2 separate regions of the Homo sapiens genome follow, and region 2 is linked to region 1. The links are chromatin loops, found by intact Hi-C in ENCODE. Cell type or tissue: CD4-positive, alpha-beta T cell. All regions are shown on one strand. Links, peaks and the distances in the headings refer to the core of each region. The heading gives the core; the rest is flanking DNA. Region 1 overlaps LINC03136 (long intergenic non-protein coding RNA 3136). Region 2 overlaps CCDC15 (coiled-coil domain containing 15).

Region 1 (15,590 bases), core at 3,983-11,982:
AGAAGCAAGAGCTTCAAAAGCTAACAGAAGGCAAGAAATAACTAAGATCAGAGCAGAACTGCAGGAGAGAGAGACATAAAAAACCCTTCAAAAAAATCAATGAATCCAGGAGCTGGTTTTTTGAAAAGATCAACAAAATTCATAGACCACTAGCAAGACTAATAAAGAAGGAAATAGAGAAGAATCAAATAAAAAATGATAAAGGGGATATCACCACCAATCCCACAGAAATACAAACTACCATCAGAGAACACTATAAACACCCTACACAAATAAACTAGAAAATCTAGAAGAAATGGATAAATTCCTGGACATATACACCCTCCCAAGACTAAACCTGGAAGAAGTTGAATCCCTGAATAGACCAATAACAGGCTCTGAAATTGAGGCAATAATTAATAGCCTACCAACCAGAAAAAGTCCAGGACCAGACAGATTCACAGCCAAATTCTACCAGAGGTACAAAGAGGAGCTGGTACCATTCTTTCTGAAACCATTCCAATCAATAGAAAAAGAGGGAATCCTCCCTAACTCATTTTATGAGGCCAGCATCATCCTGATACCAAAGCCTGGCAGAGACACAACAAAAAAAGGAATTTTAGACCAATATCCCTGATGAACATCGATGCAAAAATCCTCAAAATACTGGCAAACCGAATCCAGCAGCACATCAAAAAGCTTATCCACCATGATCAAGTTGGCTTCATCCCTGGGATGCAAGGCTGGTTCAACATATGCAAATCAATAAATGTAATCCAGCATATAAACAGCACCAAAGACAAAAACCACATGATTATCTCAATAGAGGCAGAAAAGGCCTTCAACAAAATTCATCAGCCTTTCATGCTAAAAACTCTCAATAAACTAGGTATTGATGGGGCATATCTCAAAATAATAAGAGCTATTTATGACAAACCCACAGCCAATATCATACTGAACGGGTAAAAACTGGAAGCATACCCTTTGAAAACTGGCACAAGACATGGATGCCCTCTCTTACCACTCCTATTCAACATAGTGTTGGAAGTTCTGGCCAGGGCAATCAGGCAGGAGAAAGAAATAAAAGGTATTCAATTAGGAAAAGAGGAAGTCAAATTGTCCCTGTTTGCAGATGACATGATTGTATATTTAGAAAACCCCATCATCTCAGCCCAAAATCTCCATAAGCTGATAAGCAACTTCAGCAAAGTCTCAGATACAAAATCAATGTGCAAAAATCACAAGCATTCCTATACACCAATAACAGACAAACAGAGAGCCAAATCATGAGTGAACTCCCATTCACAATTGCTTCAAATAGAATAAAATACCTAGGAATCCAACTGACAAGGGATGTGAAGGACCTCTTCAAGGAGAACTACAAACCACTCCTCGACAAAATAAAAGAGGACACAAACAAATGGAAGAACATTCCATGCTCATGGGTAGGAAGAATCAATACCATGAAAATGGCCATACTGCCCAAGGTAATTTATAGATTCAATGCCATCCTTATCAAGCTACCAATGACTTTCTTCACAGAATTGGAAAAAACTACTTTAAAGTTCATATGGAACCAAAAAAGAGCCTGCATTGCCAAGACAATCCTAAGCCAAAAGAACAAAGCTGGAGGCATCACGCTACCTGACTTCAAACTATACTACAAGGCTACAGTAACCAAAACAGCATGGTACTTGTACCAAAGCAGAGATATAGACCAATGGAATAGAACAGAGCCCTCAGAAATAATACCACACATCTACAACCATCTGATCTTTGACAAACCTGACAAAAACAAGAAATGGGGGCTCCCTCTCCCTCTCCCTCTCCCTCTCCCCACGGTCTCCCTCTCATGCGGAGCCGAAGCTGGACTGTGCTGCTGCCATCTCGGCTCACTGCAGCCTCCCTGCCTGATTCTCCTGCCTCAGTCTGCCGAATGCCTGCGATTGCAGGCACGCGCCGCCACGCCTGACTGGTTTTGGTGGAGACGGGGTTTCGCTGTGTTGGCCGGGCCGGTCTCCAGCCCCTAACCGCGAGTGATCCGCCAACCTCGGCCTCCCGAGGTGCCGGGATTGCAGACGGAGTCTCGTTCACTCAGTGCTCAATGGTGCCCAGGCTGGAGTGCAGTGGCGTGATCTCGGCTCACTACAACCTACACCTCCCAGCCGCCTGCCTTGGCCTCCCAAAGTGCTGAGATTGCAGCCTCTGCCCGGCCGCCACCCCGTCTGGGAAGTGAGGAGAGTCTCTGCCTGGCCGCCCATTGTCTGGGATGTGAGGAGCCCCTCTGCCTGGCTGCCCAGTCTGGAAAGTGAGGAGCGTCTCCGCCCGGCCGCCATCCCATCTAGGAAGTGAGGAGCGCCTCTTCCCAGCCGCCATCACATCTAGGAAGTGAGGAGCGTCTCTGTCCGCCCGCCCATCGTCTGAGATGTGGGGAGCGCCTCTGCCCCGCCGCCCCATCTGGGATGTGAGGAGCGCCTCTGCCCGGCCGCGACCCCGTCTGGGAGGTGAGGAGCGTCTCGCCCGGCCGCCCCGTCTGAGAATTGAGGAGACCCTCTGCCTGGCAACCACTCCGTCTGAGAAATGAGGAGACCCTCCGCCCGGCAGCTGCCCCGTCTGAGAAGTGAGGAGCCTCTCCGCCCGGCAGCCACCCCATCTGGGAAGTGAGGAGCGTCTCCGCCCGGCAGCCACCCCGTCCGGGAGGGAGGTGGGGAGGGGTCAGCCCCCCGCCCGGCCAGCCGCCCCATCCGGGAGGGAGGTGGGGGGTCAGCCCCCCCGCCCGGCCAGCCGTGCCGTCCGGGAGGGAGGTGGGGGGTCAGCCCCCCCGCCCGGCCAGCCATGCCGTCCGGGAGGGAGGTGGGGGGGTCAGCCCCCGCCCGGCCAGCCGCCCCGTCCGGGAGGTGAGGGGCGCCTCTGCCCGGCCGCCCCTACTGGGAAGTGAGGAGCCCCTCAGCCCGGCCAGCCGCCCTGTCCGGGAGGGAGGTGGGGGGGTCAGCCCTCCGCCCGCCCGCCAGCCGCCCCGTCCGGGAGGGAGGTGGGGGGGTCAGCCCCCCGCCCGGCCAGCCGCCCCGTCCGGGAGGGAGGTGGGGGGGTCGGCCCCCCGCCCGGCCAGCCGCCCCGTCCGGGAGGGAGGTGGGGGGGTCGGCCCCCCGCCCGGCCAGCCGCCCCGTCCGGGAGGGAGGTGGGGGTGTCGGCCCCCCGCCCGGCCAGCCGCCCCGTCCGGGAGGGAGGTGGGGGTGTCGGCCCCCCGCCCGGCCAGCCGCCCCGTCCGGGAGGGAGGTGGGGGGGTCGGCCCCCCGCCCGGCCAGCCGCCCCGTCCGGGAGGGAGGTGGGGGGGGTCAGCCCCCCTGCCCGGCCAGCCGCCCTGTCCGGGAGGTGAGGGGCGCCTCTGCCCGGCCGCCCCTACTGGGAAGTGAGGAGCCCCTCTGCCCGGCCAGCCGCCCCGTCCGGGAGGGAGGTGGGGGGGTCAGCCCCCCGCCCGGCCAGCCGCCCCGTCCGGGAGGGAGGTGGGGGGGGTCAGCCCCCCCGCCCGGCCAGCCGCCCCGTCCGGGAAGTGAGGGGCGCCTCTGCCCGGCCGCCCCTACTGGGAAGTGAGGAGCCCCTCTGCCCGGCCAGCCGCCCCTTCCGGGAGGGAGGTGGGGGGGGGTCAGCCCCCCTGCCCGGCCAGCCGCCCCGTCCGGGAGGTGAGGGGCGCCTCTGCCCGGCCGCCCCTACTGGGAAGTGAGGAGCCCCTCTGCCCGGCCACCACCCCGTCTGGGAGGTGTGCCCAACAGCTCATTGAGAATGGGCCAGGATGACAATGGCGGCTTTGTGGAATAGAAAGGCGGGAAAGGTGGGGAAAAGATTGAGAAATCGGATGGTTGCCGTGTCTGTGTAGAAAGAAGTAGACATGGGAGACTTTTCATTTTGTTCTGCACTAAGAAAAATTCCTCTGCCTTGGGATCCTGTTGATCTGTGACCTTACCCCCAACCCTGTGCTCTCTGAAACATGTGCTGTGTCCACTCAGGGTTAAATGGATTGAGGGCGGTGCAAGATGTGCTTTGTTAAACAGATGCTTGAAGGCAGCATGCTCGTTGAGGTTGAGAGTCATCACCAATCCCTAATCTCAAGTAATCAGGGACGCAAACACTGCGGAAGGCCGCAGGGTCCTCTGCCTAGGAAAACCAGAGACCTTTGTTCACTTGTTTATCTGCTGACCTTCCCTCCACTATTGTCCCATGACCCTGCCAAATCCCCCTCTGTGAGAAACACCCAAGAATTATCAATAAAAAAATAAATTAAAAAAAAAAAAAAAAAAGAAATGGGGAAAGGATTCCCTATTTAATAAATGGTGCCGGGAAAACTAGCTAGCCATATGTAGAAAGCTGAAATTGGATCCCTTCCTTACACCTTATACAAAAACCCTAGAAGAAAACCTAGGCAATACCATTCAGGACATAGGCATAGGCAAGGACTTCATGACTAAAACACCAAAAGCAATGGCAACAAAAGCCAAAATTGACAAATGGGATCTAACTAAACTAAAGAGCTTCTGCACAGCAAAAGAAATTACCACCAGAGTGAACAGGCAACCTACAGAATAGGAGAAAAATTTTGCAATCTACTCATCTGACAAAGGACTAATATCTAGAGTCTACAAAGAACTTACACAAATTTACAAGAAAAAATCAAACAACCCCATCAACAAGTGGGTGAAGGACATGAACAGACACTTCTCAAAAGAAGACATTTATGAAGCCAACAGACACATAAAAAATGCTCATCATCACTGGCTATCAGAGAAATGCAAATCAAAACCACAATGAGATACCATCTCACACCAGTTAGAATGGCGATCATTAAAAAGTCAGGAAACAACAGGTGCTGGAGAGGATGTGCAGAAATAGGAACACTTTTACACTGTTGGTGAGACTGTAAACTAGTTCAACCATTGTGGAAGACAGTGTGGTGATTCCTCAAGGATCTAGACCTAGAAATACCATTTGACCCAGCCATTACTGGGTATATACCCAAAGGATTATAAATCATGCTGCTATAAAGACACATGCACACATGTGTTTATTGCAGCACTATTCACAATAGCAAAGACTTGGAACCAACCCAAATGTCCATCAGTGACGGACTGGATTAAGAAAATGTGGCACATATACACCATGGAATACTATGCAGCCATAAAAAAGGATGAGTTCATGTCCTTTGTAGGGATATGGATGAAGCTGGAAACCATCATTCTGAGCAAACTATCGCAAGGACAGGAAATCAAACGCCATATGTTCTCACTCATAGGTGGGAATTTAGCAATAAGAACACTTGGACACCGGATGGGGAACATCACACACCCAGGCCTGTCGTGGGGTAGAGGGAGGGGGGAGGGAGAGCATTAGGGGATATACCTAATGTAAATGACGAGTTAATGGCTGCAGCACACCAATATGGCACATGTATACATATGTAACAAACCTGCACGTTGTGCACATGTACCCTAGAACTTAAAGTATAATTTAAAAAAAGAATTATTCACCATGATTAAGTAGGATTTATCCCAGAGAAGCAAGGATGAGTCAACATACACAAACCAATTAATGTAATACACCACATCAACAGAATGAAAGATAAAAATCCTATGATCATCTCAATAAATGCAGAAAAACCATTCGACAAGATTTAACACCATTTCATCACAAAAACTCTCAACACATTAGACGTAGAGGGAATGGACCACAACACAATAAAGCCATATGTGACAAATCTGGAGCTACCATCATTCTCAATGGTGAAAAGTTTTAAGCTTTTCCTCCATGATTGGGTCAAAACAAGGATGCCTACTCTCACCATTTCTTTTCAACATGGTACTGGAATTTCTAGCAAAAGAAATTAGGCAAGAGAAAGAAGTAAAAGGCATCCTAATTTCTTTAAAAAAAAAAAAGGAAGAAGTGAAATTGTCTCTATTTGCTGATGACATAATTTTATATACGGGAAACTGTACAGATTCTACAAAAAATTCTACAGTTTGTAGAAACTGTACAGATTCTACAAAAGAACTAATACATGAATTCAACAAAGTTGCAAGATACAAAATCAACATACAAAAATCAGTAGCATTCCTATGTACTAAAAATGAACTATCTAAAAGAGAAATTAATGGAAAATAATCCTATTTAAAATAGCAACAAAAAAATTAAATATGTAGGTGTAAGTTTTTTTTTTTTTTTTTTTTTTTTTTAAGACGGAGTCTCGCTCTGTCGCCCAGGCTGGAGTGCAGTGGCGGGATCTCGGCTCACTGCAAGCTCCGCCTCCCGGGTTCACGCCATTCTCCTGCCTCAGCCTCCCAAGTAGCTGGGACTACAGGCGCCCGCCACTACGCCCGGCTAATTTTTTGTATTTTTAGTAGAGACAGGGTTTCACCGTTTTAGCCGGGATGGTCTCGATCTCCTGACCTCGTGATCCGTCCGCCTCGGCCTCCCAAAGTGCTGGGAATACAGGCGTGAGCCACCACGCCCGGCCATGTAGGTGTAAGTTTAACCAAGGCAGTAAAAAATCTATATACTGGAAACTATAAAACACTGATGAAAGAAATTAAAGAAAACAAAAAAAGGAAATCTATCCCATATTCAGGGATTAGAAGTGTATTGTAGGCTGGGCATGGTGGCTCACACCTGTAATCCCAGCACTTTGGGAGGCCAAGGCGGGCAGATCAGAAGGTCAGGAGTTCGAGAACAGCCTGGCCAATAGGTGAAACCCCATCTCTACTAAAAATACAAAAATTAGCCAGGCGTGGTGGCAGGTGCCTGTAATCCCAGCTACTTGGGAGGCTGAAGTCTCCAAGGAACGCTAAGTTTCCTCCTTGTCGTGACAGACATGAAGTGAACTTAGTTTCGGGAGATGGAGGCTGGATGGCCCTCAGGGGCTGACCCATAGGGTGTCGAACTTTAGGATATAGCAGAGAGAGAGCTTGACATGGCTTGTTATCCCAGGCTGTGGAATCCTGGAAAAGAGCTACCATACAGCCCATGTCTGGTCGACTGGAGGACCATCCTAGTGGAAATGGGACAATCTGGGCCTCTGGCCTGCCGTGGGCACAAGCATAACAATTCCTTCTGTTTAAAGTGTGGACAGAATGCTTGATCCATTCTAACCAGGCATTAGCATCTTTATATCCTGTCTCAATTGCCAAAGTTCGTTTATTAGTTTTCTTACATACCAAGCAACTATCTGTAACTTGTTTGGCCAGGGTACAAATTCCTATACACCCATAACCTCTGAGAACTGCATCACACAAGGCCTGGGGTCCCCAGTGGGTCCCTTGATGTAGTTGGGATAAGATTTCCTTCATCATTTCTCTCTGGTCTGGCAATATCCATTTTGTGTCTGAATTCTCTTTAGTGCCTATTTATTAGTTTTTATTTTTCAGTGGAAGAGAAAATGGGGATTACGGTAGGAGGAGGAAGGTAGGGAGTTAAGTGGAAAATAGGCGCTTTAGAGGAGACAGCAGCCTGTTTGGCATGTGATCTGCTAGGTTATTTCTTTGACTTTCAAACGAAAGGCCTTTCTGGTGTCCGGGAACATGGACAATAGCTATGTCTTCCAGCAACTGAAAGTTATTCAATACTTGGGTGATTAGCTCCTTGTGAACAAGGTCTTGACCTTCACTATTAATGAGACCTCATTCAGTCCAAATTTTTCCAAATGTATGAGCCACTCCAAAGGCATACTTAGAATCGGTATAGATGGTTCATTCCTGGTTCTGTAAGTACTTTAAGGCTTGGCTGAGTGCAAACAGCTCATATGTTTGAGCAGACCACTTATTAGGCAATTTTCCTGACTCTATTTCTACAAGAATTTCTCCATCAATTACTGAATGCCCACTGTGTCTTTTTCCCTCAATCACCCAGGAGGAACCATCTATAAACAAGTGTCATCCTGTCCTGAAGGGAGTTTCTCCTAGGTCTGGTCAGACTTTTGTATGGTAATCAATTAAATCTAAACTCTTTAGATTTGGATCCCCTGTTAGGAAACCTGCTAGGTTAAGTGAATTATCAGTGGTTAATGTTAAATCATCTTTTTCTAACAGAATGGCCTTATACATTAAGATTCTTGAGTCAGTAAGCCATCTCCCTGCCTTCTGGTTTAAAGCAGTTCTAACTTGGTGAGGCGTACTGTCAATTTTCCTCCAAAGGTTAACTTTCTACTTTCTTCAACTAATACTGCTGTAGCAGCAATGGACTGGATGCATTGAGGCCATCCACAAGTAACCAGATCTAAGACTTTTGGCAGAAAGGCCATGGGCTGCCGACAGCCTCTGTGTTCTCGAGTAATCACTCCTAATGCTACTCCATTGTTCACATTGACAAAAGGTGGAATGGCTTCTCTAGGGAAGGTAAGGCTAAAACAGGGGTGGTTATGAGTCTTTTTTCAGCTCTTCGACCTGATCAACTTCCTCAGGAGTCCACAGGAGATGGTCAGGCTTCTCCTGGGCAAGTTTTTGATATAACAGTTTACTGTATAGTGCATATGTGTCAATGCGTAAGCAGCAGTATCCAATTAACCCTAAAAATTTCCTGTGTTTTTGTTTAGTTTGAGGCAAGGGTAGGGGCACGATTCACTCAATTCATTCAGGCCCTATTCTTCACTTGCTTGCACTTATTAAGTGGCCTAAATATTTAACGTCAGGCTCTACATACTGAAGCTTTCCTTTTGAGACTCATAGCCCCTTGAACTGCAGATGGTTAAGAATATGTGTAGAGAAGTCAGTTACCTTCTTTAGATCTTCGCCAGATATAAGAATATCATCCATGTACTAGAGCAAGCATATTTGCTTTGGGATGACCACTTTTTCTAACACTTGTTCTAAAATTTGGCCAAAAAGATTAGGGGAGTCTGTCTTGGGGCAAGACTGTCCATCGAGGAGATGGACAAACAGAGGAGTGAGCAGCCCCTGAATCAACTAAAAAGGTGACAAGCTCATGTTTAGGTCCCACCTCCAAATTTATCAAGGGCTCCTGGTGGGACTCAAGATAAAAGAGACAGAGCCCCTGACTCCCCTATTCTTCCTCAAAAGTCACGAGTGGAAGGGCTTCTTTCTCCTTTCTTAGTTCGGGACATTCTCTCTTGAAGTGACCTGTTCTTCTGCATTGGTAGCACCTATCTTACACTTCCTCCCTCTCAGTTCTGGGATTCTTTGACCTTGCTCCCCCACACCCTTTAGGGGGCCTGATAAACCCCTTGGTCTTAGTCCTCCAGATGGAGGCTGGGTCCTTTAAAGGAGGGTTTGGACCTTTTATAGTTTCTGGCTCCCTGGAAGTTCTGTTTAAAAGTACATGGGTTTGGAGCCATCTGTTGGAAGGTGGATAACATAAGTTTTGTCTTTTGTTTCTGCTTTTCTTCGTCTCTCCTCACATATATCTTTTGAACTTCCCTGAGAAGTTCCCTTAGGGGCCGGTCTACCCAATTTTCTATCTTTTGTAATTTTTTTGAAATGTCTGACCAACTTTTAATGACAAATTGGAGTTTTAACATTCCTTGCCCAAGGGGATCATTCAAATTGAAGCCTGCATATTGTCTCATTTGCTCCTTCAGTCTGTCTAGGAATCTCATAGGCCCTTTATCCTTTTCCTATTGTATATCAAATGCTTTAGAAAGATTTTGGGTTCAGGGTACTGATTCCCGAATTCCTTTTATTATCATCTCTGTTAGGTCCTGCGTGTTTTCCCGGTGATCTGCATTGTTATTGTCCCACCAGGTGTCTCGGGCAGGGAATTTCTGTTCCACGGTAGGAACGTTTTGACCAGGAGGATGCTCATGTTCCCAAACTACCATAGCAGCCCTATGAATCCTACTCCTTTCTTCCCCTGAAAAGAGGATGCCCAAGATGGACATTAACTTGACCCAAGTATATAACTGAGGTCTTAAGAATTGATCAATTTGATCTGACACTCCATAAGGGTCATCTAATGGTGGCTTAAGCTCCTTTTTTAAATTCTGGACTTCTGAACTGGTTAAGGGAGCATTTATAAAGCCAATGGCTCCCCCTCCTTTTGGTACCTCTTTTAAGGGAAAGAGAGTCAAGGCTGACTCCTTAGGTGTGGAGGGAAATGGGAAATTCTGATTATCTTTTTTACAATGTTCTACTTCACACTGGAGTCCTTTTAGAGAGGGGTATTTAGGTTGGGAGAGAATAGGCTCTTGGGACGGTAATTCCCAAGAGTCAGGGTTATAAGAAGGAGGGATAACGTGAACAGAAGAAGGATTTGGAATGGAATCTGAGGCGGCAGCAGCTGTCTGAGGGGAAAGATTGGGGACACTGAGCAGGCATAGATGGTCTAGGGGGTCCCATGAGCTGGAGTCTTTAGGCATGGGAACTGGCTCCTCTGACTTTTCATTTTGAGGTGCAAGATTGGGCTCTTCCCTAGTTGTTTTTAAGGAAAAAAGGACAGGTCCCTGCCTCCAACAAAGACCTGTTCTTCTTGAGAAACTGGACTTTTATCATTAACATATTGAATTAGAAGCTAGCACATTACATTCTCATTCCACCCAAACTTTGGCCAGAAGATTGAGGGTTTGAGGATAGGGCCCTGAGTCCAAATAAAACAATAATATTTTATGGCCGGGCACGGTGGCTCACGCCTGTAATCCCAGCACTTTGGGAGGCCGAGGCGGGCGGATCACGAGGTCAGGAGATCGAGACCATCCCGGCTAAAACGGTGAAACCCCGTCTCTACTAAAAATACAAAAAAATTAGCCGGGCGTAGTGGCGGGCGCCTGTAGTCCCAGCTACTTGGGAGGCTGAGGCAGGAGAATGGCGTGAACCCGGGAGGCGGAGCTTGCAGTGAGCCGAGATCCCGCCACTGCACTCCAGCCTGGGCGACAGAGCGAGACTCCGTCTCAAAAAAAAAAAAAAAAAATAATAATAATAATAATATTTTATCATTTGTTGTTTCTTCTTGTGTTTAGTCCCTTCATTATCCTTCCAGTATTTTAACATGAGATCTAGGGGGCTATCAAGGGGAATATCCTTATTACCATCTTTATCCTTCTTGCTCCTTGTCTTGCTTGGGGTATTTCCCACATTGGGTCCTGGTTAGGCTCAATCTCTCGTATTAGAGATGTCTCACCTAGCCTTCTCTGGAGGCTTGCTGGGGCTATTAGACTCAATCGCTCATATTAGAGATGTCTCGCCTTTCCTTTAGCCCCACCTGCTGGAGGCTCCTTGCATTCACGCACACTTTCAACCCCCAGAATATCCCCACCACCAAGGAAGTATTTTGTTGTCCCTGCGACATTTCTTACCTTGGTCTGTGCACAGAGTTACCTGGTCGCAGTTGTATCTGAGGATCCTTTCCCCCAAGTCGCCAGCTGGTTTCTTTCTGCATTGCTGAGAGTCTGGGTTTATTCATCACACTAGGTGGGTCTTGATTCCTTACCCCTGAGGCCACTGTAACAAGGCAGCGGGCATGCCTCCTCACGGGAGAGATCTAGACCCTCCCCAGAAGAGAATGGGAATCCTGGATGAGCCCTCAAATTTGTATTTGTATTTCAGTGCTGCAAAAGAAACAGCACTCGAGCATAAATTTTCTCAGCAAGGCAATTTACTTCTGTAGAAGGGTGCATCTCACAGATGGAGCAATGGCAAGAGCACACCTGAACAAAGAAGGAGAAGGGGGTCTTATCCCTGATGCAGGTAGCCCCTACTGCTGTGTCATTCCCCTGTTGGCAAGGGTTGAACCACACAGTCTAAGCTAATTCTGCCTGGCTATTTTAAAGAGAGCAGGGTTATGAACCAGAGTGGTGGGGTGAGCAGTTTTGGTGGGAAGGATGGTTACAGAACAGGTGACTAAAGGTGACTCAGGTCAAAGCAGGTGACCAGAGGTGACTCAGGACAGAGCAGGTGACCAGGAGTGACTCAGGGCAGAGCAGGTGAGCAGGGGAACAGATGTGAACTACTGATTAGAACTGGTGTAAAAGGTTGTTTACTGAAACTAGAGGCAAGGAGATGAGGAGAATGAGGAAGTTAAACTTTAAAATGGAGAACAAAGAACTGAACATACTGACATACTGATCCTTTGAAGAGAAATTTAGAATTCACTGTATTTAACATCAGCAAACCAAATTCAACAACACATTGAAAAGATAATACACCACAATCAAGTGACTTTTATACCAGAAATGCATGAATGCTTCAACATTTGCAAATCAACAAATAAGATACATCACATAAACAGAATTAAGAACAAAAATCATATGATCATCTAATAGATGCTAAAAAAGCATTTGATAAAATTAAGCATCCCTTTATCATAAAAACCCTCACCAAACTAGGCATCAAAGGAACATAAATCAAAATAATAAGAGTCACATATAATAAACTCATAGCCAACATCATACCAAATGGGAAAAAGTTGAAAGCATTCCCTCCAAGAACTGGAACAAGACAAAGTTGCCTACTTTCACCACTCTTATTCAACATGGTACTGGAAGTCCTCACCAAAGCAATCAGACAAGAGAAAAATATAAAAGACATCCAAATTAAAAAAGAGGAAGTCAAATTATCCCTGTTCACTGACGATATAATCTTATATTTGGAAAACCCTAAAGACTCCACCAAAAATCGCTTAGATTTGATAAATGAATTCAGTTAAAGTTTAAAGATACAAAATTAATGTACAGATATCAGTGCCATTTCTATACACCAGTAATGTTCTAGTCAAAGATATCAGTCAAAATAATATTAATAATTTTTTAAAGTAAAACCTTCTGCTCTAAAAAACATACTGTTAAGTATAAGAAAGGACAAACTATAGACTGAGAGAAAATATTTCCCAAAAAGGACTGAATATATTTCCTGACTATGTAATAAATTATATATTTATATATTTATATTTAATTTATAAAACTATTTTTATATAATGAATTATATATTTCTTGAATGTATAATGAATTCTCATAACCTAATAACAATAAGACAAACACCACAAAAAAATTTATTTAAAGGGAATAATATAGGCGTTAAGAAATTATTTAGGCAGATAGTGAGGGTACAGGAGTCCTTGGTAAGGTTTTTCTTTTAATAGAAAGCAGCCCCCAAATCATTTCTTTTCTAACAGAAAGTAGCCTGAAAAATCAAGCTGCAAGCATAGATAAGCAAGCTGGAAACTTGCACAGGTGAATCCCGGCAGCTGTGCCAAAAGCCAGGTATATACAACAAATAGGTTTTCTTCTCCCTTCTCCTTGTCGCCATGTGTGTGGGTGTCATGGCACCGGCCAGGTGGAAACCACATCTGCCTAATAAAAGAAAGATTAGGGTGGGATGGCCAGCCTCTTTGTGGACTATGTAAATGGCACACTTGGTCCAACTAAATCCCTAGGCCCTATGTAAATCAGATACTGCCTCCTCAAGCCCTCTATAAAACCAGCCGCTTCCCACCGCAACCCGGGAGATCCCTTCGGAACCCCCTCCCTCTGCACAGGGGAGCTTTCCTCTTGTTTCTTTCACCTATTAAACTTTCTGCTCTTAAACCCATTCCCTGTGTGCCCACATCTTTGTTCTCCTTAGCGCGAGACAACGAACCTCAGTTATTTCCCCAGACAGACAACACCACTTCATTGTGGGGACTCGCCCAGGATCAGAATCAGAACAGAAGGTATATTCATCAGAGGGGTGAGTACAGGCGCAGAACTTAACTTTCAACTCTGTCCTTTCATTTGGAGGCTCTCGGCCTCCATCTTAAGTTCAAACAATGGGCATCCTATAGCCACCTAAATGCTAATAGGGCGGCCGCCATGCGGGAAGTCTCAGATGTTAGGCTTGCTTGGGAGAACATGGAGAACTTCTCAATACTCACGGATCATTGGGAATGTTGGCCATGCTTCTCGAACCAGTTTTCTCTCACGGAGGACCTAGCCGTCGCGTGGGGCTAGAAAAGGTCCTGAAGCAACTGAAGATTTCTCGCCAGGACTACACCCTGGTGTTATCTGAAGGCTTCTGGACTGACCCCACCTCCAACTGCCCGGCTGGGTGTCCGCAACAGGATCTACAGCTGTCCTATCGCAAAATTTCCTCATTTCCTATCCGCAAAGGCCATGTCTCCTATCCTCTCTGTGTATGCAGTGTTTGAGAATTTTTACAGTTCAGGAAAATAGTCCTGTTAGGAAAGATTAGCGAATGCCATAGTAACTGAGAATATAGCACAAGGGAATGCTGTTTTCTGTCATTTTCTAGGAGCAAAGAGCCCTTCTCAATAAGCATTTCTCCCTCTACCCTTCCTCTGGGAAGCGCACGGTATTTCTAGGTCAACGTCGCCACCTAGTGGAATAGGAATCCTCTCCATGAGGCACAGCGTTGGTCCATTGCTGTAACACTCTAGCCTCCCAATTCTCCTCCCTTTTTGCACCCCTATACTAGAGACCAGGCTTTATGCCCCTTCTGTGAATGCGAAAACACTGCCTTCAACAATTAGGAGTAAAATGTCCTCCAAAGCCAAATTTTAGTTCTGATACTGTCCCATCAGCAGGAAAACAGCCATTAGGTCCCTACGTTCTTTTAAGGCACACATTCTGCCCCCAGTTAAAACAGTACTTAATTAGTAAGGAGATTTTAAATCCAGAAGTTCACCAGAACCATTCTCTAAGGGTAAACCATTCTCTAAACACCTGAGATTGGGTAATTTAGAAAGAAAAGAGGTTTATTTAGCTCATGGTTCTGCAGGCTTGGAAGTTCAAGGACATGGCCACCCTGGCTTCTGGTGAGGGTGTCATAACATGGCAGACAAGGTCAAAAGAGAAGAGAACAGGTACAAAGAGAGAAAACCTGAAGAGCATCTGGGCTTTATAACAACCCACTCTTATGGGAACTAATCCATTCCTGTGTTGCCAGAGTGAGAATGCAAAGCCATTTCATGAGGGATCCACCCCCAAAACCCAAACACTTCCCACTAGGTCCCACAGCCCAACATCACCACATAGGGGATCAAATTTCAACATGAGTTTTGGTGGAGACAAACAAACCATATCCAAACCATATCCACCTTATACAAAAATTAACTCAGGATGGATCACAGACTTAAATATACAAAATGTAAAACTATATAAAACTTTTAGAAAAAAAGGAGAAAATTTGGGGGATTTGGAACTAAGTAAAGAGTTCTTAGACTTGCCACTAAATGTATGATCCATAAAAGGAAAAATTAATTAATTGGACTTAATAAATTTTAAAAGCTTTGCTTGGTGAAAGGCTCTATTAAGGGCATAAAAATACAACCTATAGACCAGGAGAACATATTTTCATACCACCTATTTGGCAAAAGACTAGTATCTAGAATATATAAAGAACTCTGAAAATTCAACATTAAAAAAATAAATAATACAACTGGAAAATTAGCAAAAGACATGAAAACAGTTCACTAAAGAGAATATTCAAATAAAAAATGCATGAAAAGATTTTCAACATTATTAGCTACATTGAATTTAATGTAGATTAAAACCACAATGGAATGTTACTACATACCTAGAGGGTGGCTGAAATTAAAAACTGACAACACCAAATGCTGGTGAGGATGCACAAAAACTGCATCATTCATACACCACTGATGGGAATGTAAAATGTACATGAAAATAAATT
Region 2 (15,590 bases), core at 4,222-12,221, 900 kb before region 1:
GAAGATTTTTGCATCGATGTTCATCAGGGATATTGGTCTAAAATTCTCTTTTTTTGTTGTGTCTCTGCCAGGCTTTGGTATCAGGATGATGCTGGCCTCATAAAATGAGTTAGGGAGGATTCCCTCTTTTTCTATTGATTGGAATAGTTTCAGAAGGAATGGTACCAGCTCCTCTTTGTACCTTTGGTAGAATTTGGCTGTGAATCCATCTGGTCTTGGACTTTTTTTGGTTGGTAGGCTATTAATTATTGCCTCAATTTCAGAGCCTGTTATTGGTCTGTGCAAGGATTCAACTTCTTCCTGGTTTAGTCTTGGGAGGGTGTATGTGTGGAGGAATTTATCCATTTCTTCTAGATTTTCTAGTTTATTTACGTAGAGGTGTTTGTAGTATTCTCTGATGGTAGTTTGCATTTCTGTGGGATTGGTGGTGATATCCCCTTTATCATTTTTTATTGTGTCTATTTGATTCTTCTCTCTTTTCTTCTTTATTAATCTTGCTAGCGGTCTATCAATTTTGTTGATCTTTTCAAAAAACCAGCTCCTGGATTCATTGATTCTTTGAAGGGTTTTTGTGTCTCTATCTCCTTCAGTTCTACTCTGATCTTAGTTATTTCTTGCCTTCTGCTAGCTTTTGAATTTGTTTTCTCTTGCTTCTCTAGTTCTTTTAATTGTGATGTTAGGGTGACGATTTTAGATCTTTCCTGCTTTTTCTTGTGGGCATTTAGTGCTATAAATTTCCCTCTACACACTGCTTTAAATGTGTCCGAGAGATTCTGGTATGTTGTGTCTCTGTTCTCATTGGTTTCAAAGAATATCTTTATTTCTGCCTTCATTTTGTTATTTACCCAGTAGTCATTCAGGAGCAGGTTGTCCAGTTTCCATGTAGTTGTGTGGTTTTGAGTGAGTTTCTTAATCCTGAGTTCTAATTTGATTGCACTGTCATCTGAGAGACAGTCTGTTGTGATTTCTGTTCTTTTACATTTGCTGAGGAGTGCTTTACTTCCAACTATATGGTCAATTTTGGAATAAGTGCGATGTGGTGCTGAGAAGAATGTATATTCTGTTGATTTGGGGTGGAGAGTTCTGTAGGTGTCTATTAGGTCCACTTGTTGCAGAGCTGAGTTCAAGTCCTGTATATCCTTGTTAACCTTCTCTCTCGTTGATCTGTCTAATATTGACAGTGGGGTGTTAAAGTCTCCCATTATTATTGTGTGGGAGTCTAAGTCTCTTTGTAGGTCTCTAAGGAATTGCTTTATGAATCTGGGTGCTCCTGTATTGGGTGTATATACATTTAGGATAGTTAGCTCTTCTTGTTGAATTGATCCTTTTACCGTTATGTAATGGCCTTGTCTCTTGATCTTTATTGGTTTAAAGTCTGTTTTATCAGAGACTAGGATTGCAACCCCTGCTTTTTTTTTTTGTTTGTTTTCCATTTGCTTGGTAGATCTTCCTCCATCCCTTTATTTTGAGGCTATATGTGCCTCTGCACGTGTGATGGGTCTCCTGAATATAGCACACTGATGGTCTTGACTCTTTATTCAATTTGCCAGTCTGTGTCTTTTAATTGGGGCATTTAGCCCATTTACATTTAAGGTTAATATTGTTATGTGTGAATTTGGTCCTGTCATTATAATGTTAGCTGGTTATTTTTCCCATTAGTTGATGCAGTTTCTTCCTAGCATCGATGGTCTTTACAATTTGGCATGTTTTTGCAGTGGCTGGTACTGGTTGTTCCTTTCCATGTTTAGTGCTTCCTTCAGGAGCTCTTGTAAGGCAGGCCTGGTGGGGAGAAAATCTCTCAGCATTTGCTTCTCTGTAAAGGATTTTATTTCTTCACTTTTGAAGCTTAGTTTGGCTGGATATGAAATTCCGGGTTGAAAATTCTTTTCTATAAGAATGTTGAATATTGGCCCCCACTCTCTTCTGGCTTGTAGAGTTTCTGCCGAGAGATCCGCTGTTAGTCTGATGGGCTTCCCTTTGTGGGTAACCCGACCTTCTCTGGCTGACCTTAACATTTTTTCCTTCATTTCAACCTTGGTGAATCTGACAATTATGTGTTTTGGGGTTGCTCTTCTCGAGGAGTATCTTTGTGGTGTTTTCTGTATTTCCTGAATTTAAAGGTTGACCTGCCTTGCTAGGTTGGGGAAGTTCTCCTGGATAATATCTTGACGACTGTTTTCCAACTTGGTTCCATTCTCGCTGTCACTTTCAGGTACACCAATCAAACATAGATTTGGTCTTTTCACATAGTCCCATATTTCTTGGAGGCTTTGTTCATTTCTTTTTATTCTTTTTTCTCTAAACTTCTCACTTCATTTCATTAATTTGATCTTCAGTCACTGATACCCTTTCTTCCACTTGATCAAATTGGCTACTGAAGCTTGTGCATTCGTCACGTAGTTCTCGTGCATGGTTTTCAGCTCCATCAGGTCATTTAAGATCTTCTCTACACTGTTTATTCTAGTTAGCCATTCGTCTAATCTTTTTTCAAGGGTTTTAGCTTCCTTGCGATGGGTTCAAACATCCTCCTTTAGCTCGGAGAAGTTTGTCATTATTGACCTTCTGAAGCCTACTTCTGCCAACTAGTCAAAGTCATTCTCCATCCAGCTTTGTTCCGTTGCTGGCGAGGAGCTGTGATCCTTTGGAGGAGAAGAAGTGCTCTGGTTTTTAGAATTTTCAGCTTTTCTGCTCTGGTTTCTCCCCATCTTTGTGGTTTTATTTACCTTTGGTCTTTGATGATGGTGACCTACAGATGGAGTTTTGGTGTGGATGTCCTTTTTGTTGATGTTGATGCTATTCCTTTCTGTTTGTTAGTTTTCCTTCTAACAGTCAGGTCCCTCAGCTGCAGGTCTGTTGGAGTTTGCTGGAGGTCCACTCCAGATCCTGTTTGCCTGGGTATCACCAGTGGAGGCTGCAGAACAGCAAATATTGCAGAACAGCAAATATTGCTGCCTGATCCTTCCTCTGGAAGCTTCGTCTCAGAGGGCACCTGGCTGTGTGAGGTGTCAGTCGGTCCCTACTGGGAGGTGTCTCCCAGTTAGGCTACAGGAGGGTCAGGAACCCACTTGAGGAGGCAGTATGTCCGTTCTCAGAGCTCAAACTTCATGCTGGGAGAACCACTGCTCTCTTCAGAGCTGTCAGACAGGGACGTTTAAGTCTGCAGAAGTTTCTGCTGCCTTTTGTTCAGCTATGCCCTGACCCTGGAGGTGGAGTCTACAGAGGCAGACAGGCCTCGTTGAGCTGCAGTGGGCTCCACCCAGTTCGAGCTTCCTAGACACTTTGTTTACCTACTGAAGCCTCAGGAATGGCGGACGCCCCTCCTCCAGCCAGGCTGCTGCCTCGCAGTTTAATCTCGGACTGCTGCGCTAGCAGTGAGCAAGGCTCTGTGGGTGTGGGACCTGCCAAGCCAGGTGCGGGGTATAATCTCTTGGTGTGCCATTTGCTAAGACTGTTGGAAAAGCGCAGTATTAGGGCGGGAGTGTCCCGATTTTCCAGGTACCATCTGTCATGGCTTCCCTTGGCTAGGAAAGGGAAATCCCCCGACTGCTTGCACTTCCTGGGTGAGGCGATGCCCCACCCTGCTTCGGTTCACCCTCCGTAGGCTGCACCCACTGTCCAGCCAGTCCCAAGGAGATGACAGGTAGCTCAGTTGGAAATGCAGAAATCTACCTGTCTTCTGCGTCGATCACGCTGGGAGCTGCAGACCGGAGCTGTTCCTATTCAGCCATCTTGGAATGGACCCCCCAATTCTTTTTATATTATCTCCATATGTGGCCATCTAATTCCTGCCACAACACCTCCACTATTGGACAACTCATTACTTTTTCAGACTGATCATTTTATTTTTAGAAGACTTGAAATTATTGCAACTATTTTTTCAACATGTTGAGTCAAAAATCTTCCTCCCTATAACTTTTATCCATTGGTCTTAATTTTGCCCTCTCAGGTAATAAAAAATAAGATAGCATCTGAGAGCACTTCAAGTATTTGATTATAGTTATCATTTTTCTTTTTTGGGTTTCTATATTCCTAATGCCTTATTGATTTCTTCTGAATACTATTTTGTTTTTCAATATTCTTCTGAAATAGGACCTCAAAAACAACACAATACTGTATTTTAAATATGATTTGGCCACTAGTGCTCTTAATCCGCACCCCTTACCTCACCCTCTGCTTGATAATACTTGGTATTACCTACTTGTTCAAAGGTCAGTTAAGATTAGTTGCCTAAAGGTAGGAGCTAGAATTGTAGACTGGAAGAAATTTCAAGTGTCTTATAATATATAGAACCAGTATTTTGTTTTCATTAGGACTGATATTTATCTTTAGGGATTCAGTTTCTGTGATGTCCCTTGAAAGCGGCATTTTGGTGAGGAATTGAAGAACAACTGATCATTGTTTTAGTCTTACCATATAATAACTTTTTATTGATCTGTCCCTATTCAGTTTGCTACTGTTTTCTAGCATGGTTTATTCCAGCTTTTTGTTTCTCACTGAATCTTTTACTATCTTATTTCTATTTTTATTCTCTCTTTACAGTGCTAGTTTTCCAGCTTTTTAAAACCATGGAAATAATTACTTTTTGTAGTAAAGCTTTAAGTAATGTGAAATAGCCTGCTAAATTCTTGTAATCTACCATTGAAAAAACTAGTATTTCAGTCAGACACTTTTGCCTGCAAGAACTCAGGCTAACCCAAACAAGGGGAAAGTTTATTTGAAGAATACACATGGGTTAATAAGGGAAGAATCAGAATCTCACACAAATCCAAACTCCTTTGAGGAATGCAACTGGAGAGTTTTTCTGGATGTGAGTTTTTCTGGATGTGAGCTCCAGTGACCCCAAGAGCATGAGATATTTGATCTTCACACTAATATTTAATCAGTAGCTTGATTGATTCAGTTCTTCTCATAGGGTGACCAACCTTCCCTATTGGTCTAAGATCGAGGGGTTTCCAGGACATGGGACTTTTCAGTGCTAAAACTGAGACAGTTCTAGGTAAACTAGTATAGTTGGTCACCTTGTTTCTACATGTATGCTTCCCTCTTATTTTCTCATTTCTCTACCATTAACTGGTATTGTCATCTCCTCATCACAGCTTCATAACTTTGGTATACTTGAGGACCCGTTAGCCTCTTTTTTCCAGTTTAGGACCTTTTATGTTCAAGTCCTCTCTCTAACTTTTCTCTGGATATTTCCTAGTTTATTATCTGAGGTAAGGAATATTTATTGGCCCAGCTTGCCTTTTTGCATTAGGTCTACATTACTGGCCATCTTATAGATTGATAGCAATTGTGACAAAAGAAAGATAATGCAACTCGCTGCATTGCACTGGGATTCATGGGCTATAAAAAGTGGCTCATGTGAGTTCAACTTTTAATGTATGGTATTTTCTGGCCACTGAAAAGTCTAACACATTTAAAAATCAGTATGATATCATTTGCAAATAAACTACATTATACTTGAATAGAATTCAACTTTGATTAGATTTTTATGGCCTTAACAATACACTTTACATTGGTATTAGTCCTCCATGATAATAAAGTAGGTAAAATTCTATAAATATTAGATCTCATCTATACTCTTTTCCCATGACCTACATAGTATTACTAATTGTTTTGTTTATACAGTTACATGTAAATTCTATCTTATTCTTGATTGGCTAAAAAATTACACAAACAAGTTAAAAAGAACTGAAGAAAATATGAACAGTGTCCTAGTTAGATATCTATATTTCTCAAATTTTATCCTTCATATTTGCTTGATGCTTTAAATTTTACTATCTAATCATAGTTTGCTTTAGATTTTAAGATTTAAATCTCAAAATTTATATATTACAATTTTCGTTTTGTTACAAAGAAGTGCTTTTGCTAATTGTTAAAGTTATGTTTCTGTGTGCAAAATAGACATTTTTTTTGGTGTGCAGAAGACATTGCATCAAGGCCTATTTTTATTTGACATATTACTACACAACCCTTGCTCCAGTCAGCTAAGGCTAGGGAGGAAGTTGCCTAAGGCCGCCCCTTTAATAGGGCTTGTAGGCCTGGCAGTATTCCTTAGAAGGCACTGTGATTGGTTGTCTGGTATACCTGGGATATAGTCTCTAGGGGTCAGTGCAAGCAAAGTTTTGTTGGCAATGGTTTGTTAGTTAGGAAAACTAACAAACAGAAAGGAATAGCATCGACATCAACAAAAAGGACATCCACACCAAAACCCCATCTGTAGGTCACCATCATCAAAGACCAAAGGTAGATAAAACCACAAAGATGTGGAGAAACCAGAGCAGAAAAGCTGAAAATTCTAAAAACCAGGGCATCTCTTCTCCAAAGGGTCACAGCTCCTCGCCAGCAACAGAACAAAGCTGGATGGAGAATGACTTTGATGAGTTGACAGAAGTAGGCTTCAGAAGGTCGGTAATAACAAACTGCTCCAAGCTAAAATTTAGGCCCATGTTCTGTAGGATATTCCTGAGGTCTGATATATGTACATATGTATTTATATATGCAATATGAGAACCAAAAATGCATTTATATGTTTATGTTGTTCATGAGAGGAAGCTTTTTGAGGGATATTGTCTGGGATTTTTTTTCTCATTTTTTACACTGAGTTTTATTGAAAGTATATATGTACATAGTTTGAACAAGTAAAGTAAATAGTTGCATGCATTGTTATTAAAAAAGATAAGTACTTTGCACATTTCCTCATCTTCCTCAGAAGCAACTATTTGCATTCTTTTAGTTTTGTCTTTTGGTGTTAATATTCATATTTCTGAGCAACATGCTAGTAATACTCCTTCTTAATTAAAAAAAATTTAGGCATTTTTTATTGATTTACCACTAGGAAGGATGAGGATTTATTCCTCTTTCTCTCCCCTGCCACCACTACACATGCACTCTTTCCACTCCCGTCCTCTCTTTATAGTTATATTGTAATTTTGCTTAGATCTATATTAAACATTTATGTTGTTATGACTATATAAACATTAGTCACAGCTGATCTATGAGTAAACTATGATTATGTTTCCGTCTATGTATGGCTTTTTGTTTTATCTGGAGTTATATTGATTTTTCATTTGCTAGGTTTTCTATTTATCTAATTATTTATCTAATTATGAGTAATTCATCTTCATCAGGGAATCTAAGCCTTAGAGATTTAATCGTAGTCTGTTAATAACAGTTAACTACAAAAGAATCAATAGTGTGCCTAAGGTTCTAGATAGAAAAGACTTTTGGTCAAATTTTATGTTTTGAGTATTTACACACATACAACACATGCACATATGCATATGTACATTTAAACATATATGTAAGTATACATACAAATGTATATATATACCACAGACATTCACACAATTACATATATATGTAATGACCAACATCATCTTGCAGAGAAATGTGCTTATCTACTTGTTTATTTGAATTATTGCATAATTTAATTTATAATATCCCCCTGGGTTCTATGTTTTTGTTAAATTGCTTGTTAACATTAACTTTAGTCTTTGTATTAGTTTCTGGTGGCTGCTGTAACACATTACCTCAAAGTTAATAACTTAAAAAATTACAGAAATTTATTATCTCTCAGTTCTGGAGGCCAGAAGTCCAGAATCCACTTCACTAAACCAAAACGAAGGTGTCCTCAGGGCTGTGCTCCATCCTCAGGTTCTAGGGGAAAGTTTGTTTCTTGACATTTCCAGCTTTTGGTGTCTGCTGGCATTCCTTTTCTTGTGGCTGCATCACATCAATTTCTGCATGCCATTTTCACATCACCTCCTTTTCTGTATGTTGAATCTTCCTCTACCTCTCTCGTAAGGACACTTTTGATGGCATTTAGGACCCGTATGGATAATCCAGGATTATCTTCTCAATGTCCTTAAGATCTCAAGATCCTTAACTTAATCACATTTGCAAAGGCCCTTTTTTCTTATAAAGTAATATTTACAGGTTCTAGGGATTAACACCTGGTATCTTTGGGTGGCCATTATTCACCCAATGACAGTCCTCAAAGCATGTCATTGAAAAAGCCTTTCCAAGATTGAGGCTTGGTGAAGGGTTATGGTAACTACAGAGAAACAGAAGAAAAATAATGTATATTCTAGCTTTTGGAGCAGTTGAAATATCCTGCTTAAGGGCCTATAATCAATGTGACTCTAATAGAGGTTTGGACTTGATGGGAAATGAAAATTCTGAATCCCTATTTCAAATTTGTTACAATGGGGATTTTTGAATCCTTGGTCACATGGTGCAGGGTAATAACACCTACCTTAAGTGTCAATGAATAAAAGGAGGCATAGTCATGGGGCTATTTTTTTTTTTTTATAATTTCAACTACACATATCTCTTTTTGCATTGTGAACAGCTCTATCTTGATTCCCTTTGGCCACTCCGCAGCTGACCAAATCTAGAAGTCTTCCGCTTGGCAAAACAAAGAGTAGTATGTTTCAATCTGATTTCTCTGGACAGAGTTATAGACCTCTGAAAACAAGCTTAAATAGAGGTGATGTGCTGTAAAAAAATCTGGGCTGGTAGAGTAGAGTGTTTTCATCCTTAGGTAATTATTAATAAAGCCATAAAATTTATTTTATTTTTTTTTAAGACAGAGTCTTGCTCTGTCGTCCAGGTTAGGGTGCGGTGGCGCAATCTTGGCTCACTGCAGCCTTGAACTCCAGGCTCAAGCAATCCTTCCACCTCTCCTACCTCAGCCTCTTGAGTAACAGACTACAGGCGTGTGCCACTACAGCAAATTTTTTTTGTATTTTCTGTAGAGAAGTCATAACCATCATTTCTCTTCAAGGGATAATTGATATTATTAAACTTCCAATGAGTGGATTAGTAGCGATCTTGGCTTTGCCATAATTTTACTGACTAGTACAGGATATACTTTTCCTCCACGTGATACAGTGCTTATCTTTATTTTTCAATTTTAATTTTAATTTATTTATTTTTTTAAGATGGAGTCTCTGTTGCCCAGGCTGGAGTGCAGTGGCGCTATCTCGTCTCACTGCAGCCTCTGCCTCCTGGGTTCAAGCAGTTCTCCCGCCTCAGCCTCCTGAGTAGCTGGGATTACAGGTGTGCACCACCATGCCCGGCTAATTTTTTTATTTTTAGTAGAGATGGGGTTTCACCACATTGGTCAGGCTAGTCTCGGTCTCGAACTCCTGACCTCAGGTGATCCGCCTGCCTTGGCCTCCCAAAGTGCTGGGATTACAGGTGTGAGCCACCACGGCTGGCCTACAGTGCTTATCTTAAAAATGATATATGTTTTATTTGTTTCCCTAATGAGATATTCTTTGCAAATTTGTGAGATATAAAATAGGCTGTGCTTCTCTGAAAAAGAAATCAAAATAGCCGCATACTGAAATTTCTGGAGATAAGGAATGAACACGAAATCAACATTTAATATTAGTAGTCATTTATTAGGTGTTACTTAAAGTAGTTGAAACAAATTGGTTCTTTTGAAATGTTTGAATTTGTGTTCTAAGTTAATTTAGGAAGGCTTCTTGGAGGAAGAGGAAGGGAGATTCAAGAAAAGACTTTAAGTAGCTATGGTCTTCAAATGTTGAGGGTGGTGAAAGGAGTCATGTAAATTGGGGATAAAAGGGCTTTAAGGAAACTAGGAATAGAGTCCTAGCAAGCAGTGATGAAAGCAATTAAGCATATATGGAGCACTTGAAGAAATAACTCCTTATTGACAAAGGTGGATAGAAGGTAAGGAATGTGTCTGGTCAGTGATCTCCAAGTGTATTAATTCAGACTTTAGGTTTTCATATTTTTGTGTACATGCTTTATATAAAGTATACATTATTTCTTAAAAAACAGTTTGAGTAACCGCCCTTAAACCAAGTTACAAAGTACAATCTCTAGAATAATGACAATAATGTTGTACCACACTATCAGCACATCAAAGTCTCCTTTGCAAGTAATCCTGTTGTCTTAGATCTGGCATTTTTTAATAATAGGGACCTGTTTTCCTGTTGGAACACTTAGTGCATTTGGAATTAAAACTTATCCTGCTTTTGTTTGCTTTCTTCCCCCTTTCCCTGGCAGCTTAGTGAAACTATGAAACAGGCACGTCACCGGCTAGCATCCTTTAAAACCGTGATTAAAAAAAAGGGATCAGTGTTTCCAGATGATGGAAGGAAAAGCTTTCTTACCAGAGAGGTAAATTAATTTCTAATACATGATTTAAAAAAATACAGGTAAAAAATACAGATAAAGATTTACTTATATCTCAGCATAATTTAGAACTGTAAAATAATTGGAAATAGCCTTAAATACCCAATAGTAGGGGATGCTTGAGTAAATTGTGACATATCCATATGCAGCCATTCTAAAAAATATTTTCAAAGAATATCTGAAGATAAGGGAAAGTGTCTGTGATATAAAGTTAAGAAAAAAGTTGGATATGAAATTAAGTATGATATGATCTTAATTAAAATATATGTATATGTATTCAACAAATACTTATGGAATGTCTGTGATTGCCAGCATTGTTCTAGAAACAGGACTTATAGTGGTGAAAAGACAGACAAAGATCCCTCAAGGAGCTTCTGTGCTAGTTGGGAAGCATATAATAAACAAGCAAATAAATATAGAATATAATTTCAAGTGATAAGTGCTATGAAGAGAAATACAGCAAAATAAAAAGATGGAAAGAGTTCCATGTGCATAGACAAAAGCCTAGGTACAAATGGCACAAGAGGCTAATACTGATTATTTCTGGGTAGTAGTATTACAGGTGATTTTCTTCTGTTTTTTATTTTTAAAAATTGTCATAAAGTATGTCACTTTCTAATCAGGAAAAAATTGAAACTATTAATTTTTAAAAAGAAAAATTCTTTTGATTCAAAACTTAAGTGAGTGTGGAGCTAGGCTTAGGAGGATATGTAAGTCTATACTTATAAAATGACATTGTTTTGGTGCCTACCTCAGAATTCACAAATTTGGATCCTAAATTTATGTGTTTTCCTGTGTGTACTTAATTTTGGCATTAATGTTTTATAGGCAGCATCTAGTAAAATAGACCATTAATTTATTTTTTAATAAATTATGTTTTTTTGCCAATAAATATGTTATTTTTTTGCCATCATCAACTGCCTCATTTAGTTCTTTCCCAGTTTTACTTCCTAATTAGTATACTCTTATATTTTCCTGGAATATGCATATAATATATATAATATATAAATATATAGATATATAATTTTGTATTTTTTTCCATATCTTGACCCAACCATTAAAAATGTTTGTCTCATATATGTTGGCAATTGGTTGAATACTAAACTGTAATGTTTTTCTCTTTAATTACAACTAAGAAATTTATAGTTAAATTTAAAAAACAAGTGGGCGTGGATATGTGTCCATGTATGGCAACACATCCCACGTGCGTTTATATGGTTGTCTTTTTCTAGCATTGCCTTGTGGCTCCTCAGAGTTTCTTTTGTACCTAAATTATTTTCAGATGTTGGTTTCTTGACAGTTTTCATACCTATCGTGGTTTGGTAGTACTATAGTTTGGGCCATTAGACTGACTCCAGGGTACTGTTAGATGAGGTGATTAGACACTTTCTACTAAATCAGAAAAAAAAACACAGTTATCAGATCTTAGAGATGGATATTTATATTGCTTGGAACATGCTCAGACCTTTCAACTGGTGTTTTTCCAGAAAGTGTACTATTCACAGTTCTGATTGAAATAATTATCCAATAGACGGGAGGATTAAGTCTGAGATAACATCTTTGTATAAACCAGTTTTTTACGTCAGAGGTGCCATTTAAGTGTAATTCATTATTGTTATGGTGATAATGATGAATTCAGGCTACCTACTTGCTTCCAAAGAAAGCATATATGTTTTTCAGGTAAAAATATGAAAAACAAATCTACTCAATACAATTGGGAATGATCTAAGAAATTGGTGAAATTTTTCTTATTACTTGTATCAAGCTTTCCCTCAAATCTCAACAATTTTCTACCTTCTTAGTTGTGTGAAGTGGGAATTTGCAAATCAGAAAGAACAATCTATGATTGAGTTGAACCCTGGTTTTATTTCATTATTAGTCTTTAGTGACATTAGAATCTGTCTGGTTGTTATTGATCCGGATTTGGAGATACAAGTGGAACACATACTTGCTTGTACTCTGGCAGGTTGCCAAGACTAAAATCATGAGTCTTCTGAAATTGTTACTGGCTAGAATAGGTGCAAGTTGTCATTTATAAAGTTAATATATTCTCCTGTTTTATTCCATATGGTTTTATATGTGAGCGCTTTGTTTGTACATATGAAGTAGAACTCATGTTTTTTCCCTTTACTGTGTATTAGACTACCAAAACCTACTAAGATAATTTTAGATCTTTCACAGAAACTCAACTTAGTCTCATGAATATGTTGCTTCCTCTAGACCTATTTATATTTGTAGTAATTTTTTTTCCAGGAAGTGCTTTCCAGGAAACCAGCATCCACTGGGATAAATACAGGAATAAGAGGAGAGTTGCCCATTAAGGTCCATCAAGGTCTTTTAGCTGCTGTACCTTACCAGAATTATATGGAAAATCAGGTAGGGAAATATAAAAAGTAGAGGGGAAAGACATTGGCTTATTAGAAGTATCCACAGCTAACTAAGGATGGGATAAAGGGTTAAGATATCCAGTATTTTTTTTAACGGACTTTATTGAGATATAATTCATATACCATACAATTCACCCATTTAAAGTGTACAATTCATTGGTTTTTAGTACTCACAGTTTGCACAGGGTTGTGCAACTGTTACCACAATCTAATTTAGAGCATTTTATTTTTAATTTTTTAATTAATTTTTTAAAATAACTTTTATTTTAGGTTCAAGGATACATGTGTAGATTTGTCATATGGGTAAATTGCATGTTACAGGGGTTTGGTGTACAGATTACTTCGTCACGTGACTTTACCTAATAGGTAGTTTTCCCATCCTCACCCTCCTTTCACCCTCCACCCTCAAGTAGGCCCTGGTGTCTGTTGTTTCCTTCTTTGTGTTCATATGTACTGAATGTTTAGCTCCCGCTTGTAAGTTAGAACATGTGGTATTTGGTGTTCTGTTCATGAATTAGTTTGCAGTTTGCTTAGGATAATGGCCTCTAGTTTCATACATGTTGATGCAAAGGACATGATCTCATTCATTTTTATGGCTGCATAGTATTCCATGGTGTATGTGTACCACATTTTCTTTATCCAGTCTGCTGTTGATGGGCATTTAGGTTGATTCTGTGTCTTTGCTATTGTTAATAGTGCTGTGATGAAAATATGTGTGCATGTATCTTTAAGGCAGAGCAATTTATATTCCTCTGGGTATATACCAGATAATGGGATTGCTGGGTTGAATGGTAATTCTGTTTTAAGTTCTTTGAAAAATCACCAAACTGCTTTCCACAATGGCCGAACTAATTTACATTCCCCTTAGTGGTGTATAAGCATTCCTTTTTGTCCACAGCCGTGTCAGCATCTGTAATCTTTTGGCTTTTTCTGACTGGTGTGAGATGGTATCTTGTGGTTTTGATTTGCATTTCTCTAATGAGTGGTCCTTGGCCATGTGTATGTCTTCTTTTGAAGTGTCTGTTAATATCCTTTGCCCTCTTTTATGGAGTTTTTTGCTTGTAAATTTGTTTAATTCCTTGTATTCTGGATATCAGACCTTTCTTTGATGCATATTTTTTCCCATTCTGTAGGTTGTGTGTTTACTCTGTTGATGGTTGCTTTTGCTGTGCAGAAGCTCTTCAGTTTGATTAGATCCCATTTGTCATTTTTTTTTTTGTTGCAGTTGCTTTTGGCATCTTCATCATGAAATCTTTGCCTGTTTCTATGTCCAGATTGATATTTCCTATGTTATCTTCTAGTGTTTTTTATGCTTTTAGGTTTTACATTTAAGTCTTTAATTCATCTTGAGTTGATTTTTATATATGGCATAAGGAATGAGTCCAGTTTCAATCTTCTGCATATAGCTAGCCAAATATATCCCAGTACCACTGAATTGGGAGTCCTTTCCCCATTGCTTGTTTTTGTCAGTTTTGCTGATGATCAGATTGTTGTAGGTGTGCAGCATTATTTCTGGGCTCTCTATCTGTTCCATTGGTCCATGTATCTGTTTTTGTACTGATACCATGTTTTGGTTACTGTAGCCTTGTAGTGTAGTTTGAAGTAGGGTAATGTGATTCCTCCAGCTTTGCTCTTTTTCTTAGAATTGCCTTGGCTATTCAGGCTCTTTTTTGTTTTCATATGAATTTTCAAATAGTTTCTATGAAGAATGTCATTGGTAGTTTGATAGGAATAGCATTGAATCTGTACACTGCCTTGGGCAGTATGGCCATTTTAACTATATTGATTCTTTTTATCCATGAGCATGAAATGTTTTTCCATTTGTTTGTGTCATCTCTGATTTCTTTGAGCATTGTTTTTTAATTCTTATTGTAGAGGCCTTTCACCTCCTTAGTTAGCTGTATTCCTAGGTATTTTATTCTTTTGTGGCTATTGTGAATAGGATTGCATACTTGATTTGGCTCTTAGCTTGGGTATTGTTGGTGTATAGGAATGCTACTGATTTTGTATCCTGAAACTTTGCTGAAGTTGTTTATCAGATCATGGAGCTTTGGGCAGAGACTATGGGGATTTCTAGGTATAGAATCATATCTTCTGCAAATAGGGATAGTTTGACTTCCTCTCTTCCTACTTGGATGTCATTTTTTTTCTTTCTCTTGCCTGATTGCTCTGGCTAGCACTTCTAGTACCATGTTGAATAGGAATGATGAGAGAGGACATCTTTGTCTTGTTCTGGTTTTCAAGGGGAATGCTTCCAGTTTTGCCTATTCAGTATGATGTTGGCTCTGGGTTTTTTGTTATAGATGGCTATTTTTATTTTGAAGTATATTCCTTCAAACAAATGCCTCGTTTGTTGAGGGTTTTTAACATGAAAGGATGTTGAATTTTATTGAAAGCCTTTTCTGCATCTCTTGAGATCATCATGTGGTTTTTGTTTTTAGTTCTGTTTATGTGGTGAATCACAATTAATGATTTGTGTATGTTGAACCAACCTTGCATCCCAGGGATAGCTTTATTATGGTGGATTAGCTTTTTGATGCACTGCTGGATTTGGTTTGCTAGTATTTTGTTGAGGATTTTTGCATCTATGTTTATCAAGAATATTGGCCTGAAGTTTTGTTTTTTTGTTGTGTCTCTGCCAGGTTTTGGTATCAGGATGATGCTGGCCTTGTAGAATAAGTTAGGGAGGACTTCCTCCTCCTCAATCTTTTGGAATAGTTTCAGTAGAAATGATACCAGTTCTTCTTTATAACATCTGGTAGAATTCAGCTATGAATTTGTCTGGTCCTAGGCTTTTTCTGGTTGATAGGCTTTTTATTACTAATTCATTTTAAGAACGTGTTATTGGTCTATTCAGGGATTCAGTGTTTTCCTGGTTCAATCTTGGGAGGTTGTATGTTTCCAGATATTTATCCATTTCTTCCAGATTTTCTAGCTTGTGTGCATAGAGGTGTTCATCATAGTCTCCAAGGGTTTTTTTGTGTTTCTGTGAGGCCAGTGGTAATGTCCCCTTTGTCATTTCTGATTGTGTTT

The links. A loop is a pair of places that touch in the nucleus more often than their neighbours do. Peaks named below come from ENCODE experiments on the same cell type or tissue, not always from the same donor. Only the 100,000 strongest peaks of a DNase experiment are listed, where the experiment ranks them.
Region 2: it touches region 1 in a loop (9-fold over the local background); 33 of 110 quality-filtered maps call a loop at or near these places.

What each region holds. Positions count from the first base shown.
Region 1 is chr11:125,860,431-125,876,020 of GRCh38, forward strand. LINC03136 (long intergenic non-protein coding RNA 3136) reads right to left here. Exons shown (of 2, transcript XR_007062935.1): 1 at 13,816-15,590; 2 at 12,926-13,255. Among named protein-coding and RNA genes, the nearest start is that of LINC03136, 15 kb to the right of the region's middle. In CD4-positive, alpha-beta T cell, for the core only: no CTCF peak of the experiment used is centred there; a DNase peak (open chromatin) is centred at 11,161.
Region 2 is chr11:124,965,055-124,980,644 of GRCh38, forward strand. It overlaps CCDC15 (coiled-coil domain containing 15), which reads left to right. Exons shown (of 16, transcript NM_025004.3): 5 at 10,042-10,155; 6 at 12,424-12,546. Among named protein-coding and RNA genes, the nearest start is that of CCDC15, 19 kb to the left of the region's middle. RefSeq lists a silencer at 11,965-12,165. In CD4-positive, alpha-beta T cell, for the core only: no CTCF peak of the experiment used is centred there; no DNase peak of the experiment used is centred there.